Linked DNA regions of Homo sapiens: region 2 is linked to region 1. The links are chromatin contacts, found by Hi-C or POLR2A ChIA-PET in ENCODE. All regions are on one chromosome and are shown on one strand. Each heading gives the region's core, a stretch centred on a gene start or an enhancer-like site at or near the end of the contact. The rest is flanking DNA. Distances are from core to core; before and after follow the strand shown. Region 1 overlaps ARHGAP42 (Rho GTPase activating protein 42). Region 2 overlaps ARHGAP42 (Rho GTPase activating protein 42).

What was found. A loop is a pair of places that touch in the nucleus more often than their neighbours do. ChIA-PET counts read pairs that join two places held with the same protein, here RNA polymerase II (POLR2A). Pooled maps may share reads with other maps.
Region 2: a pooled map shows a loop between it and region 1 (3-fold over the local background). The contact joins two enhancer-like sites. A Hi-C loop is called at or near these places in 1 of 168 maps with a recorded cell type or tissue (Caco-2), 1 of 37 single-sample maps with no recorded cell type and 6 of 50 pooled maps. POLR2A ChIA-PET finds 5 or more read pairs at or near these places in 3 of 52 experiments (H1, OCI-LY7 and Panc1).

What each region holds. Positions count from the first base shown.
Region 1 is chr11:100,927,149-100,929,822 of GRCh38, reverse strand. All of the region lies in intron 6 of ARHGAP42 (Rho GTPase activating protein 42), which reads right to left. Among named protein-coding and RNA genes, the nearest start is that of SNORD13I, 5.8 kb to the left of the region's middle. Within about 2 kb of position 1,307, at least 2 of the 41 ENCODE cell types and tissues checked have a DNase peak (open chromatin) inside an H3K27ac peak, as active enhancers do.
Region 2 is chr11:100,830,747-100,833,420 of GRCh38, reverse strand. The region is part of intron 3 of ARHGAP42 (Rho GTPase activating protein 42); the gene reads right to left. Among named protein-coding and RNA genes, the nearest start is that of SNORD13I, 100 kb to the left of the region's middle. Within about 2 kb of position 1,325, at least 6 of the 41 ENCODE cell types and tissues checked have a DNase peak (open chromatin) inside an H3K27ac peak, as active enhancers do.

The DNA of each region.
Region 1 (2,674 bases), core at 58-2,557:
TCATTTATCCCATAAGGGGCTTGTATGCAGAATATATAAACAACTCATAATTAAATAATAAAAAGACAAATAACCTAGTTTAAAAATAGGCAAAGAAATTGAATAGGCATTTCTTGAAAGAAAATATATGAATGGTCAAAAAGCATTTGAAAGATTCTTATTAGTCATCAGAGAAATCGAAATCAAAACCACAGTGAAATCTAAGTTCAGCTCTCTAGGATAGCTAGACTCAAAAAGTGAGATAATAGCAAGTGTGTGTGAGGGACATGGAGAAACTGTATCCCTCATATATCACTGGTGGGAGTGTCAAGGGGTGCAGATATTTTGGTAGTTCGTCAGATGGTGAAACATACAGTTACCACATGACTCAGTAATTCCTCAAGAGAGAGAAAAACATGTATCTACACAAAAATTTGTACATGAACGTTTATAATAGGGGTCCCCAATCCCTGGGCTGCAGGCCAGTAAAGGTCATTTGTGGCCGGTTAGGAACCCAACTGCATGGCAGGAGGTGAGACCTGGGTGAGCTCTGCCTCCTATCAGATCAGTGCTGGCATTAGATTCTCATAGGAGAGTGAGGCCTATTGTGAACTGTGCCTGCGAGGGATCTAGGTTGCCTGCTCCTTATGAGAATCTAACTAATGCCTGATGATCTGAAGTGGAACAGGTTCATCCTGAAACCCTTCCCTCCTCACCAATTTTTTCATGGAAAAATAGTCTTCCATAAAACTGGTCTCTGGTGCCAAAAAGGTTGGGGACCGCTGGTTTATAACATTATTCATAATAGTGAAAAGGTACCTATCAACTAATATTTGGATAAGCAAAATGTGGTCTATCCATACAATAAAATGTTATTTGGCCCTAAAGGGAAATGAAGTATTGATGCATGCTTTCAGATGGATGAACCTCGAAAACCGCATCTGAGTAAAAGAAGTCAATCACCAAAGGGGCCACGTATTACACAATTTCATTTGTATGAAAGGCCCAGAGTAGGCAAATTAATAGAGACAGAAAATAATTAGTGGTGTTTCAGTATTAATGGTTGTGGGGTATACTGGGAATGATACCTAAAGGATGTGATGTTTATTTTTAAGGTGATGAAAATGCTTTAAATTTTTTTGTGGTGATCGTTGCACAGATCTGTGAATATACTAAAGTTCCATTGAATTGTATAGTTTAAATGAGTTGTCTGTATGGTATGTGAATTGTATCTTTATGACTTTTTTTTTTCTTTTTTGAGACAAGGTCTCACCCTTTCACCCAGGCTGGAGGATAGTGGCATGATTAGAGTTCACTGCAGTTTTGACTTCCCAGGCTCAAGTGATCCTCCCACCTCAGCCCCCAAGTAGCTAAGACTACAGGCGCATGACACCATGCCCAACTAATTTTTGTAGAGGTGGGGTTTTGCCATGTTGCAAAGACTGGTTTTGAACTCCTGGGCTCAAACAATCCTCCCGCCTCGGCCTCTCAACTTGCTGGGATTACAGGTGTGAGCAACCATGCCTGGCCTGAAGTTGTTTTTAAAAAATAAAAATAAATACTTCCCAAACACAAAGCACCATAAGGCACTATAAGAAATCAAAATGTTATATAGTTCCATCCTTCATATTTGGCCATCTAAACTTCTAAGAAGATTAGAAAAGTAGGGCAAAGTCAAGGCATCAATTTTCACACTGTAAAAGTGTCAGGCCTGTGAGTTAAATCTGTAGTCTTTGCAATTCCCTGCCTGGAGGAAACTTAGAGATAAACATCTTAAAGGATACCTTCAAAATGACTACAGATTGCTTTAAGTCTAATGCATAGATGTGCAAAGGAGTTCATGGCATGAAAACGAAAGCATATATAAATCGAATCAAATAAATAATGAGAAACTTGAAGATAAAAAGAGAGCCAAGAATGGAAAGTGGCCAGTCAATGCTGGCCTGGAAAAGACTACTTTTAAAATGGGAGGACAGAAGCACAAATGAATGAATGGACAATTACGTGCACTGATTAATAAAACAAAGCCGTGGCCATGCATCGCCTCAGCACTGAAAAGCGTCATTGGAATTCCTGAAAAGATGGATTTGTAAGCATTCAAGAGGATGGAATTCAGATGAAGAGGCCTGAGGTACACTTTCCTGGTAAAGGAACAGAGGCATTGACAATAGCCAGCTTATCTTTACAGCTCAATTGTAATAGAGAAAGTACTGTCACCAGCAAGCTGATAAAGCCCAGCAGAAGCTACATGATTGATTTCTACCAAACACATAGGATGCAGTTTTCTTACTTTTACAAAATTCTGTTCACTAAGTTCTATCACAAATTTCTAATTTTCAATAACAATACCCTGAACTTTAGATTTATCCAAGGACCATTACAGATTTTATTTTTACTTAAAAGTTTTGTTGTTAAATTTTTAAAGAATGAATGCCCTTAGATTTTAAACAGGATAGAAATTTAACCTTTAGTCCTACAGAGTTTCGAAAAACAATGATGCTAACCTTATTTTTTTCACTTTTACTAAATTAAAGCTAACTGATTACGTTGAAAAAGAAAAACACATCAAAATGTTAAACTTTCAAAAGCTGCTCATCTATATACTAGCTGATGGACTTTTAAAAAAGACTTAGCCAGTAGCATTTCAATCTCAAAATTATTTAAGCTTTTTAAATTTAGAGACTCTGAAAAGTAT
Region 2 (2,674 bases), core at 76-2,575, 96 kb after region 1:
AGTAAATACATGGTGTCATTTCAAGCCACTAATATTTGGATTGGTTTGTTATACAGCATTGGAAAACCAGAATACTATCTTATGTATTTCTTCTTAAAATACTGGATAGCACATTTAAAAGATACTTAGTAGAATGAACAAAGTAGCATTCTCTAATAAAGTATCAAAACTCCTTAAAGCTGAGAAACTTTTAGGCAACAAATTGGTCCTATTTATTTCAACCAAAATGTACAAACCTCAATTTCCATTCTGGAGAATAACTTTACTTTCAATGCTGAATTTCAGAGAAGAGCCAAGACATCAGGAGTCAAAATGACCTTTGGTAAAAATGGCAGATATTCAGATAACTTGGGATGTGGCAATATGAAAAAATGCAGAGTTAGACTTCTGTCAGAAGCCTGTATTTACAGGATACAAAACCCACATTCTAGTCGCCTGTGATGCCAAGCAGCATAGTTCCCTTCTGGTCTCTTTGCCACTGAAAAAGGAATCCAGCTTGCTGTTCAGCATACCCATTCAAAATCCTTCCATGTCACATTTCAGAGCCAATTACTTGGATTCAGGTTCAGCCTTTTTGTAGTAAAAGGAATTTATTTTCCAATAAATTGGCTTCCTTCCAATTCATATCCTGTACTATGCAGTGCCCAAGAGGGTGCCACATCTGGTCAAGCAAAGTGTGTCAAGATAGCAGTAACTTAGGAGGGAGAGGGAACTTAACTAATAATATAATCAATATCCTGTGAAAAATAATAAACTGAAGAGTTTAGCTTCAATGTTCTGTAAGTTTGTCTGACATTTTGGTAAACACACTCTTAACTGAGCTTTCCAGTCAAAAAAGAATTCCTGACCTTCATATGTGACAAAATCCTGAAATACTTTGTTCATACATCGTGTTAGGAAGACTTTTAGATTTGTGTATAAGTTAGGAAGCTTTTGATCTCAAGGAGTAGAAAATCCTATTTGAATTGTTTTAAATAAAACAAATACATCAGTTTATATAACTGGAGAAACAAGGGTAAGAGAAGCTTCAGGTCTGGCTAATCCAGAAACTTAGAGAGATCATCAGAGATCCAGATTCTTTGCATGTCTCTGCTCTGCTGCCTAGAATATCAGCTACATCCCGTGGCTTGCTGTAGGACAGCAGTCAGGAAACTATGCCCATCCTCGTTCAGTTCTGCAGAGTAAAGAAAAAGCCTATCCCCACACAATAAGCCTGAATCCTTGTCATCTGCCCAATATGTCAGCTAAAGTCATGTGCCTAACTGGGATGCCATTGCTCAACAGCCTGGCGTGGGCTCACAAAGCCATCTCTGGCAAGAGAGGCCAGATTATCTGATAGACATAGAGCCACTGAGCCAATCATCCAGCACACACGTGCTGCACAAGGGGAAACAGACCCAGTGGATTCAAGAGACCAACCTGCCAGTCCACAAAAATTCGTTATTTACTAAAGTCCTATTTGATCAATTAGAAAAAAATGAATTCCTCCATTTCCAAGTGGATTTTGTTCTGAAGTTCCTGTCCCTCACCTTGCCCCGTTAGCTTTTATCTTGAAGTATGAATAGGGCATAGGAGGCATAGAATGCATTTTCCCAGTGAAGAAATATATTTGCCATGTGCCCAAATTAACTCTTGGTATATTTAAACCATTTATAGTGGAAGTATTTAAGCTGGGAATGCACTTTTCCCTCCTTTCCCAGTAAACCAGAAAAAGTAGAAACCTATCTACAGACCACCATGCCCTGGCAGAGGCAAGGAATTCCCCACAAGCAACCCCCAGCAAGAGCAGCAAAAATACTAAGAATAAAATCTTCTACAGTAGCAGTAGCTTGGATGGCAGGAATGTGAGCTTCCCTATACAAAGGCCATCTGTGCTTACAGAACACTGGTGAGTCACTAACATAAACGTGTTTCATCGGATATTTTCTTGACTCCTCTCAAAAAAGAACACCCTATTAACTAATTTTTTTAGTACAATGTTATAATATCCTAACGATGTGGATGACTCCTTTTAAGTCAGTTCCGTGTTTTTCTTAGTAAAATTTTACTTTTATTCATTCTCTTGAACAGTTTTGTTCCCTTCAGGAACTCAGAAATACCCAGTATAATGAAAACCTTGTTTAATAACCTAATGATGATGTTTATGAGGATACTGATGACAGTAAACTGAGCTACCCTTTACAAGGTCCACTCCTCTGTATAATCATCACAACAGCTGGCTGGAGTAGGTGTTACTGGCCCCCGTTCACACACATGGAAATTCAGGCTCCAGGCACTTTGGTAATATGCCCAAGCTCACGTGATTAGAACATAGTGGAAACAGGATTCCAGCACAGCAGATATGAATCCAAAAATCCAAGCACAGAAAATTTCAACTAATATAACTTGCAAATACTTGATTAAATTGAGTCAAATTATCTTACTTTTTTTTCAACTTTGACCCCTTCCCATCTTTCCCTCACCCCGTACATTACTCACGGTATTTTAAGAAGGGAAGAAAAATTATATCCCAAGAAAAATGTTGCCCTCTGCCTTCTTCTCTCTGGCTCTGAAATAGTAACCGTGGTGCCCACCAAGGTTTCTCAAAGCAGGCTATTGACCTTGCCCGAGCTGACAAATTGTTCACCTGTACTCCATCTCCCAACAATGCCAGATGACGGCTCACTCTATGATA